Linked DNA regions of Homo sapiens: regions 2 and 3 are each linked to region 1. A link is a contact called in ENCODE Hi-C or POLR2A ChIA-PET data. All regions are on one chromosome and are shown on one strand. The core of a region is the stretch at or near the end of the contact, and the rest is flanking DNA. Distances in the headings are between cores, read along the strand shown.

Region 1 (3,591 bases), core at 308-2,807:
TGTTGCCAGACAAGTTGGAGCACTTGTATACATCATTTACTTCTTTTCTCTTGCTGCTTTCTTTGTCCTTGACCTTTGAGTGTTTCATTATTATATAACTTGGGAGTAGTCTTATTTGCATCAAATCTATTTGGTGTTGTCTTACCTTTATTCCTGTACCTGGATATTTATCTTTTTCTCAAGTTTTTGGGATTTTTTTCTGTTATTTCTTGAAATAAGCTTTTTGCCCCTTTCCCTTGCTTAACAAGAGCCCTCACTCTTAAATACCAATAAATTTCTTAGATTTTGTCTTTAGAGGTAATTTTCTGTATCTTAAAGGCAGCCTTCATTCCTTTCCATTGGTTTTTTTCTTTTTTCTCCTCATGTATTTTCAAATAGCCTGTCTTTGAGCTCACTGACTTTTTTTTGTTTCATATATCCTGCTATTGAGAGACTTTAATGAATTTTTCAGTTCACCAAATGTATTTCTCAGTTTTGATTTCTGTTTGTTTTCTTTGTATTATTTCACTCTTCTTGTTAAATTTCTCTAATAAATTTCTGTATTACTTTTCTGTGTTGTCTTGTAGGTTATTTAGTTTCCATTGTGCTATTGAGAGTATCTAATGAATTTTTCTGTTCACCAAATGTATTTCTCAATTTCGATTTCTGTTTGGTTTTTTTTGTATTATTTTGATCTCCTTGCTAAATTTCTCTAATAAATTTCTTAATTACTTTTCTGCTTTGCCTTGTAAAAGTTACTGAATTTCCTTATACCTGGTATTTTGAATTCTTGATCAGAAAGCTCATGTCACTGTCTTCTTAGGGTCAGTCACTGGTTCCTTGCTTTGTCTGTTTGAGGTCATGGTTCCCTGTTTTCTGTTGTTTGTTGTGGATATACATCTGTGTCTTTGCATTCAAGGATTAGTTATTTATTCTAGTCTTCTCTATCTGGCTTGTTTTGGTTTTTATCGAATATGCTTGCTTAGAGATTCTTTGAAGTTTACCTGTTAATTTTCTTTCTTTTTTTTTTTTTCTTAAATCTGCTAGGTTGCTGCCTCCTTTTCAGCACCTAACCTCTGGGTAGAGGTTCATGTCCAATGAACCTGTGAAATGAACCTCTTAACAGTGTGGTGCTGCTGAACAGCCACTCCAACTTGGCATCTCTTTTGGCTGAGTTACATAGCAGAGTTTCCAGGACTAGGGATGGTAGTCCCACCTCCGACCTCTTCTCTTTATTTCTGGTGGTTTTCAGGGATTATTTCTCCCTTAGGTATTTCCACTGCTCCCAGTTATTAGGACAGGGATAGGTCTCTTGCCAACAAACCCAAGATGGTGGAGAAGCCAGTTGTCCACCTCAGTTATACTTTTTCCAGTGTAGCAACTCTGAGTTGGGAAAGTTTTCTGCATGCTTGGTGCTGGACAGATTGAGGGGAGGGGCACTGTGATTATGAAAGTCTAATTTGCTTTCTTTTGCTCAGAGTTTTTTCACTTCTTTGTGGCCTTGGGAACTGTCTCCTCATATTTGAGTTCGGGATATTGCTCATGATCGTGTCAGCACTGTATTTGTGGTTTTGGTTTCCTGTGGCAGTGAGTGAAGCCAGGTTACTTCTGTACCACCGTTTTACAACCAGAAGTCTCTGTCCATTTTAAAATTTTATTGTCTTTTTATTATTGAGTTGAAAGAGTTGTTTGTTCTAGATACAAGTCCCTTATGAAATATATGATTCACAACTTTTTTTTCATTCTGTGCATTGTCTTTTCAACTTTCTTTTAGACAGGTAAAAGCTTAAGGTCCTTTAGTATTCAGCTACCATAAAATATGGTTGAATAATTTACTAGACTTGCATATAATGTTAATTACCAATAATATTTTATTTATTTGCATTTGAAGGAGCATTTAGGTATTTATGTACAAATTTGACCAGACAGTAAGTTTGTTTTGATTAACTTTTGATATTGCTTTAAATTGAGATGAATTTTCATGTCATAATCAGAATTTTTTTTTGAGACTTTGGTTTATTTACCTTTCAATTAAAATACCACAAAAATTAATGTGTGTGACCATTCTGGCTAAATTATCTGAAACTAAAAAGTGTTTGTTTTACAAGCCAGAATTTTATTTTTCACTAAGGTTAATAACACTAATTATTTTTATGACGTTTAGTCTGAAAGGTGCACATTTTCTTGGAGATTTGTGCTTGAAACTACTGTTAGAAGCTTTGTTTTTTAAGACTGAGCTTTTTAGAAATAGTTGTACCATGGCGTGTGCCTTTGAGCAGTACCCATATAGTTTCATAGTTATTGAAAATCAAGGGAATTGTTGATTTACTTTCTATAACAATAATTGCAGATTAAATTGCTTATGAACTTTGGATACAACATTTCATCAGATTTCTGACATATTAATCATAAAAGAATCATATTAATCATCAAACTACTGTTGTTCAGTTTGGAAGTTGGCCCTTAACCCATTTATGCCTAGTGTTCCATTATTGGGCTGCTAAGCTTGTGGGAGTTATTTATATCCTACTGCTCAGGGTCATCACCAAAGTCTGATTTTTCACACACAAAAAATTGCAACCTCTGGCATAAATGGGTTAATTGATTCCCTTCTAGTTCCGTTCCATAAAGGGGAGATGTGAGGACATTATACATATCTTCATTGTTTATAAGGAGAAAGAAAATAGTTTATAAGGAGAAAGTAAGATTTAAATCCATCAAATTTTCAGCTAGACTCAGTTGAAAGCCTTCTTAGAGGCCACCCAATTTGAAAAAGACATCCTGTGCATCAGTTTTACAGTAACAAATTCTCGGTTTTCTGACATCAACTGTGGGTGTTCTACAATTGAATTCAATTCTGACACTAACTACTACTAATGTATACCCTACAGGGTAAGGGTTCTGTCCGATAGTACTGCTCACTTCAGACACCAGCCACAAATGGAGTCCCTAGGCTCCCTGCACTTCTGCCCTACCTGAGGCTATCCAGGAGCCCCCAGCTACCAGTCATCTCATTGGTACACATGTAAACACTTAACACTTAAAAGAATCCAAACGTTTTAGGAGCTGTGTACCAGGAAGAGGGACAAAGACCAAATATATATTTCTTCTTATATCATAGTATCATACCCCCTCTTGTAAATTTTTCATTTTAGTTATTGAACTTTTCAATTCTGGAATTTCTATTTGGTTCTTTTTTTATAATTTCTCTCTCTTCATTGATATTCTCTATTTGGTAAGATGTTGGTCTCATACTCTCCTTTAACTCTCTTGACATGTTTCTTTTAGTTTTTTGAAATAGCTGGCTTAAAATCTTTGTCCAGTAAGTCCAACACCTTGGCTTCTTCATGAACAGTTTCTGTTGTCTGCTTTTATATATATGTGTGCATATATATATATATATGGTGCCATATTTGCCTGTTTGTGTGTTTTATAATTTTATTTTTGTTGAAAACCAGACATTTTAAATTATGTAGCAGTTCTCAAGTTAGATTCCTCTCTACCCACCCAGTTTATTTTTGTTGTTGCTGCAGTTTATTTCTTCAGTGATTTTCATGGGCTTATTTTGTATAGTCTCTATTCTTTTTTCTTTTTTGAGATGGAGTCCCACTC
Region 2 (3,591 bases), core at 757-3,256, 45 kb after region 1:
TATATGGTAGTTCTATCTTTAGTTTATTAAGGAACCTTCATACTGTTCTCCATAGTGGCTGTACTAATTTACATTTCTACCAACAGTGTACGAGAGTTCCCTTTCCTCCACATCATTGCCAGCATTCATTATTGCCTGTCTTTTGGATAAAAGCCATTTTTACTAGGGTGAGATGATTTCTCATTGTAATTTTGATTTTCATTTATCTGATGATCAGTGATGTTGAGCATCTTTTCACCTGTCTGCCATTTGTATATCTTCTTTTGAGAAATGTCTGTTCAGATCTTTTGCCGATTTTTTAATTGGATTATTAGATTTTTTACTATTGAGTTATATATATTTTGGTTATTAATCCCTTGTCAGATGGATAGTTTGCAGATATTTCCTCCCATTCTGTGGGTTGTCTCTTCACTTTGTTGATTGTTTCCTTTGCTGTGCAGAAGCTTTGTATAATAACTTGATATGATCCCATTTGTCTGCTTTTGCTTTGATTGCCTGTGCTTTGGGGATATTTCCCAAAAAATCTTTGCTCAGACCAATATTCTAGAGAGTTTCCCCAATGTTTTCTTTTAGTATTTTCATAGTTTGAGTCTTAGATTTAAGTCTTTAATTCATTTTGATTTAATTTCTGAATATGGTGGAGAGATCAGGGTCTAGTTTCATTCTTCTGCATGTAGATATCCAATGTCTCAGCACCATTTATCGAAGAAATTGTTCTTTCCCCCAAGGTATGTTCTTGGCACCTTCATCAAAAACGAGTTCACTGCAGTCATGAATTTATTTCAGGGTTCTCTATTCCATTGGTCTGTGTGCCTGTTTTTATGCCAGTATCATGCCGTTTTGATTACTATAGCTCTGTAGTATAATTTGAAGTCAGGTAATGTGACCTCCAGTTTTGTTCTTTTTGCTCAGAGTAGCTTTGGTTATTCGGGATCTTTTGTGGTTCCTTATAAATTTTAGGATTTTTTTTTTCTGTTTCTGTGAAGAATATCATTGGTATTTTGATAGGGATTGCATTGAATCTGTAGATTGCTCTGGGTAGGCATGGACATTTTATCAGTATTGATTCTTCCAATCCATGAACGTGGAATATCTTTTCCATTTTTTGGTGTACTCTTCAATTTCTTGCATCAGTGTTTTATAGTTTTCATTGTAGGGATGTTTCACTTACTTGGTTAAGTTTATTCCTAAGTATCTTATTTGTAGCTATTGTAAATGGGATTACTTTCTTGGTTTCTTATTCAGATTGTTCACTGTTGGCATATAGAAATGCTACTGATTTTCATATGTTGATTTTGTATCCTGCAACTTCGCTGAATTTGTTTTTTGGTGGAGTCTATAGGTTTTTCCTAATATAAGATCATACCATCGGCAGATAAGGATAATTCGACTTCTTCCTTTCCAATTTGGATGCACTTTATTTATTCCTTTCTTTTGTCTGATTACTCTAACTAGGACTTCTAGTACTGTGTTGAATAACAGTGGTGAAACTAGGCATCCTTGTCTTGTTCCAGATCTTAGAGAACGGGCTTTCAATTTTTCCCAGTGCTGTGAATGCACTGGGTCACACCTGAAGTCAGCATGTCCCTGGGTCTCACCCGAGGCCTGCAGCAAGTACTGCCTGAGTGTCACTTGTGTTTACTCAAGGCCAAAGGGCTCTTTAGTGAGCAAGTGATGAACCCTGCCAGGTCTGAGTCCTTCTCTTCAAGGCAGCAGGTTCCCTTCTGGCCCAGGGTGTGTTTAGAGATGTCATCCAGGAGTTAGGGCCTGGAATATGTGTGTCACGACTCTACCTCCTCTACTGTGGCTGAGCTGGTATCCAAGTTGCAAGATAAAGTTCTCTTCACTCCTTCCTCTCCTGTCCTCTTGTGGAATGAAAGAGTCTTCTGGAGCTGCGAGTTGTGCTGCCTGGGACTGTGAAGGTTGGGGGAGGGGGGGTGACACAAATAATTCTTTAGCTGCCCCAGCTACTCTCTCACCAGGCGCGTGTACCCCAAGTCTACTGGCTCTGAGCCCAGCACAGCACTGGGACTTGCCCAAGAATTGCAGTCCTTGTGGATAAGACTGGCTTTCAAGTTTATTTAGGATCCCAAAGCACTTTAGCCCATAGTAGTAAGGCTGGCTGCAACTCAGGTTCTGGACTGCTGGGATGGGCAGTTTCCCTCTGGCTGGGGCTGGTCAAATCCTCTCCTCATGGGTGCTGGCTAAATTCTATACCGTGTCGCTCTCCACTGTGACAGGGACGTTGCTTTCCACTGTGACAGGGTAGCACTGAGTTCCAATGCAAAGCAAAGTCCCATATTCACTCTGTTCTGTCTCTCCTAAGCACAGATTTCTCTCTCCGTGCCTCAAGACCACTGCCTGAGAGATGGGAGGTGCTGTCAGCAATTCACGACTGTCTTTTCTACCCTCTTCGCTGCCTCTTTCCTTGATACGTTGTTAAAACCAAGTACTGTGATTGCTCTCCTGATTTTTTATTCTAATGAAGGCGCTTTCTTGTGTGGGTAGTTCAGTTTGGTGTTCCTTCAGGGGACGGCAATTGTTGGAGGATTCCATATGGCCACATGGACTAATATTTTTTGATATCATGAAAATGTAATGAATGTGATATATAATGAAAGCTTTCTGAAAAATATTAATGTAAAATGAATTTTTTAATTGCTTAACCATTTCTTTGTATTTTTATAGCACTTAAAAACTATTTCTGCCCAGTTATGGCAATGAAATGGGAAACCACAACTACAGTTCACAAACAGGCATGAAAAACCAACACACGCCCCATTAGGGATTACACTAAGCTCTTTATTTTTTATGCATTCAAAAGAGAGTCCAATACACATGTGTCAAATAATGAGCACTGTCAATTTTTTTTTTCTAGGAGAGTTCAAAAACATTTATTCTAAATTTGTTGTTTTTGAACCATAGAGAATAAAGAATTTTAGTATTCAAATAAGATAGTTTATCTTTCCTTTTCACTTTATATATTTGAATATGCAGTGATTTTTATCAGAGTAATATAACTACACACATTAAGTAGGATTAAAGAGGTTATAAATATTTGGTGATTTATAGATTCAGTGTTTGTTTTGATAAATCCATGTGACTGGTTAAATATTTCTGTGGCTTTTTATTATGTTTTTATTTGGCATGCATCATTAACATTTTGAAATTTAAAATAGGTTTATATGGTAATGCTTCCAAATTTACACAAATTCTAAATGATAAATTTTGGATTTAGGCCATTGCTTCAATTTTTTTTATTCTTTGTCAAATTAAGGTCACACTAGACACAAAGTGGAAGAAGCTCTTATTAATGAAGAAGCAATTTTGAACCTTATGGAAAATAGTCAGACTTTTCAGCCTTTGACCCAAAGACTGAGTGAGTCACCTGTTTTCAGTAAGTAACAGTGCTACCATAAATATTCAGTATTGTAATTCAGAGAAAATGTGTGTTGTGAAGAGGCATTTTTTTTTTTATTGACTTGAAGAGGTAAATGTTGCATGTTCAGTAAACACTCTACTGAATATGAAAATGAAACCTTGCATTAAATCAAGTAGCTTTGCTTTTTTTCTATACAGCTTAAAAAAATT
Region 3 (3,591 bases), core at 390-2,889, 36 kb before region 1:
AGTTTTTTAAATTGTTGTTTCTATTCATTTCTTTTTTCTTATCTCTTAAGAGTTCCATTTATATCTTAGACTGCATATAAGTCTGTCTTTTTATTTCTTCCTATATGTATGTTGTTGAGAACACACAGCATATACTTTTTACATTTTTTCTGTTTCTAAATATAAATTATCACAGATTCTTTTCTTTGGCATTTTTAAGAAGATGTTTTATCTATGCTGCTGAATGTTTGTTTAGGTCCCATTCCATACATACCTATCTATGAACAAGGGCTATTTTTCCAAGCCTAGTGTTTGCCAGTAGGTAGGGTATGGCAAGTTCACTTTAATCATATTTATTTTCTGCTTATAAAAAGATAGATTTGCCTTCCCTAGCATAAAGAACTAATGATCGTATACAACCCACTTAGATGAAAACATTCACTTAGTGTACCTCTACTGGATTGAGGTTTAAGGTTTTTTCCACTTTTCTCCTTGCACAGTTCGCTGGTATATGGGAACTAACATATTTATGGATAACCTGAAACAGTTTTTTTTTTTAAATTTTTGTTATTTATTTATTTATTTTACCAGAACATTGCATGCAAGCCTCCAGGTTGTAAAGGCCCTTAGGACTTTTAGTGATTTAATCAGTGATGGGAGCTAATTCATTTATTTAGATTTTGGATGCTTTTTAACATGCCAGGATGAAGACAGCTATGCTGCGTCAATTATGTTGATATTGGTTGTTTTTAGAGTAGATGAACAGAGGTATTACATGTCTTAGAAAATTTTTAGTAGGGGACTGGTTTCTGTTGGAGCAGACCGTGTCCCCAAGGTAGAGAAAAGAGTTACACAGTAAGTCCTTGCTTAATGTCCATGACAGGTTCTTGGAAATTGTGACTTTAAGTGAAATCACATATAATGAAACCGTTTTTTTCTCATTGTTATAATAAAATGAAGTTGAACAAAATGTCATTTGGAGATCTGCTACAAAGTTTTTCTTAAAGTTTAGGTTTCCAAGAACCTATCAACAAAGTTAAGTGAAAATTTACTGTATGTCTTAAATATTTTAGTGAAAAATTTAGAGAAGGATTATTCTGTATTTCATCAATTCTAAGAAGTATATTTTCCCTCCTTGTGCATCTCAGTAATTAGGATATGTCTTACAATCAGTAGTGCACCATATTTACTTAACAGCACTTTTCTTAGTACAAAAATTAATTATGTCATAATCACTAGCATCTTGGATTCAGTGAAATATATTAATAGTTGTTTAGCTTAGTGCCATTCTAAATTGAATCTCTTTATTTGTTGTAACATTAACCTTTCTTCTCTTCGGACAGTTTTGGCCTTGGCTTAACTTCCTAGCTTTGTTCACTTGGAAGCTTGATAAGGTAGAATATCAGTTGTATAACCGAGCACCATTGCTTATGGTAATAATGACTCATGATTACTGAATTGCATAAGGACCAGAGGAGGACTGTGAATGAATTGTAAATACTGGTACTTATACCGTTAACAGCTTTGGACTTCCCTGAGTGTGATAACTCTTGCAACTAAGCAAATCTGTTGCTGAAGCTCAGGAAGCTATGCCTATGAGACTGGAGATATTGGTTGCTATTTGGTACCTGTAAGCTAGAGTAGCTACTGCAAGGACCTTATGCTCTCATTCTCTTACACTTGATCTGCCACCTGAGAGGGCCAAAGATACTAGCCCCCGAATTGCAATGAGGACTCCTGCCTGACATGTTAAGTATAACCAGCCTGTTTGGGTTATGTGAGTCTCGGTGTCTAGTTAGGCCTAACGGGGTGTTGTACTTACATTCTGTGGCTTTATTTTGTTTTTAATATTTGCTGAGTGAATCTATATTTACTATTTATTCGTCATAAGAATTTTAAATTATAAATATGAGCACATCTCTACTAAGTAATGCCAAATTGTTTTCCAAAGTGATCATACCAATCTATACTCCCACCAGAAGTGTGAGTTTCTGATGTTCCACATCTTCACCAATATTTAGGATTGTCAGACTTAAGTTTTAAATTAGGAATTAATTTAAAACATCTCATTGTGGGTTTGTACATTTTTCATCACTAGTGAGAGATTGAGTTTTTCCATATGTTTATAGCCTACTCGTTCTATAAAATACTGAGAGATGTGTTGAAGTCTCCAACTTAATAGATTTGTCTATTTCTCTTTCCAGTTCTATCAGTTTTTTTTTCATGTATTTTGAAAGTTTGTTAGATCCATACATATTTAAGATCGGTGTGCCTTTCTGGCGGACAGCCTCTTTATCTCTGGTAATATTCCTTGTTCTGAAATCTTCTTTGCCTTGTATTAATATAACCACTTCAGCTTCCTTTTGATTAGTATTTACATGGTATATCATGTCAAAAACTGAAGTTTGCCATGAATTTCATACATATTAGCAATAGACATGAGATTTCCATCTCTCCATTGTATCACTTATTAATAAAGAGTAACTGGGGAGATGGTTGCAGACCAGATACTGAGAAGTAGGTTCAAAGGCAGCTACCTCAACAGAGACCCATGGAGAATTGTCTCCCAACATATTTTTTCTGTTTTTGTTTTTTGTTTTACTTTCACTTTCAACCTATCTGTATCTTTACACTTAATATGGGTTTCTTATAGTCAGCATATAGATGGGCTTACTTGTTTATCCAGTCTGATAATCTCTGTCTTTCATTTTGACATGTCTCTTTTATTTAGTGTGTTTAGATTGTTTATATTTATCAACATTGGTAATATGGTTGGATTAAAATCTACCACTATGGTATCTGGTTTATGTTAGTCTATCTGTTCTTTTTTTCTTTTGGATTACTTGGACTTTTTAAAAATTCCATTTCTCTCCGCGGTTTGCTTATTTATTTATACCTCTTTCTGAAATTTGTTTAGTGGTTGCCCTAGGGTTTGCCGTATATTTGTAATTAATCACAGTTTTCTTGATATAATAATACATAGCTTTATATGTAGTATTAGGACCTTATAGTTCTATACTCCCATTTCTCCTCTTCATCTTTTATGTTTTTGTTGTCATACACTTTACTTTTATATATATGCAATCAACATGCAATATATTACTACTCTAAGACTTTACAGTATATTGCTATAGATTTTATAGAACTGTTCATGTAGGTTATAATAAATTTATTTTTAAAAAGTCTTCAATAATTAGCCTTACCTTACTGTAACTTTTACTTTATTAACTTCTTAGTTTTTTAAACTTTTTTACTCTCTTACAATAACTTAGCTTAAAACAAATACATTGTACAGCTGTACAAAAGTATGTCCTCATTCTGTAAGCTTTTTTCTATTTAAAAATTTTTAATTTTTACTTTTAAAACTTTTGTTAAAAACTAAGACGCAAATACATTAGCCCTAGGCCCACAGAGAGTCAAGCTATAAATATCACTGTCTTCCACTTCCACATCTTGTCTGGAAGGTCTTCAGGGACAATTACACACATGGAACTGCCATCTCCTATGATAACAGTTCCTTCTTCTGTAATATCTCCTGAAGGACTTACCTGAGGCTGTTTTACAGTTAACTTTCCTTTTTATGTAAGTAGGAGTACATTCTAAAATAATGAT

Evidence for each region. A loop is a pair of places that touch in the nucleus more often than their neighbours do. ChIA-PET counts read pairs that join two places held with the same protein, here RNA polymerase II (POLR2A). Pooled maps may share reads with other maps.
Region 2: a map of PC-3 shows a loop between it and region 1 (2.5-fold over the local background). The contact joins two enhancer-like sites. A Hi-C loop is called at or near these places in 2 of 168 maps with a recorded cell type or tissue (B cell and PC-3), 2 of 37 single-sample maps with no recorded cell type and 2 of 50 pooled maps. POLR2A ChIA-PET finds 5 or more read pairs at or near these places in 1 of 52 experiments (activated T-cell).
Region 3: a map of endothelial cell of umbilical vein shows a loop between it and region 1 (2.6-fold over the local background). The contact joins two enhancer-like sites. A Hi-C loop is called at or near these places in 25 of 168 maps with a recorded cell type or tissue (CD4-positive, alpha-beta T cell, CD8-positive, alpha-beta T cell, Calu3 and 19 more), 2 of 37 single-sample maps with no recorded cell type and 23 of 50 pooled maps. POLR2A ChIA-PET finds 5 or more read pairs at or near these places in 5 of 52 experiments (AG04450, GM12878, MCF 10A and 2 more).

What each region holds. Positions count from the first base shown.
Region 1 is chr6:111,425,442-111,429,032 of GRCh38, reverse strand. The region is part of intron 1 of REV3L (REV3 like, DNA directed polymerase zeta catalytic subunit); the gene reads left to right. Among named protein-coding and RNA genes, the nearest start is that of REV3L, 56 kb to the left of the region's middle. RefSeq lists a silencer at 1,440-1,640. Within about 2 kb of position 1,557, at least 7 of the 41 ENCODE cell types and tissues checked have a DNase peak (open chromatin) inside an H3K27ac peak, as active enhancers do; they include Panc1 and endothelial cell of umbilical vein, where a contact is called at or near this core.
Region 2 is chr6:111,381,131-111,384,721 of GRCh38, reverse strand. It overlaps REV3L (REV3 like, DNA directed polymerase zeta catalytic subunit), which reads left to right. Exons shown (of 32, transcript NM_001372078.1): 10 at 3,278-3,397. Among named protein-coding and RNA genes, the nearest start is that of REV3L, 100 kb to the left of the region's middle. Within about 2 kb of position 2,006, at least 3 of the 41 ENCODE cell types and tissues checked have a DNase peak (open chromatin) inside an H3K27ac peak, as active enhancers do.
Region 3 is chr6:111,461,064-111,464,654 of GRCh38, reverse strand. All of the region lies in intron 1 of REV3L (REV3 like, DNA directed polymerase zeta catalytic subunit), which reads left to right. Among named protein-coding and RNA genes, the nearest start is that of REV3L, 20 kb to the left of the region's middle. Within about 2 kb of position 1,639, at least 3 of the 41 ENCODE cell types and tissues checked have a DNase peak (open chromatin) inside an H3K27ac peak, as active enhancers do; they include Panc1 and endothelial cell of umbilical vein, where a contact is called at or near this core.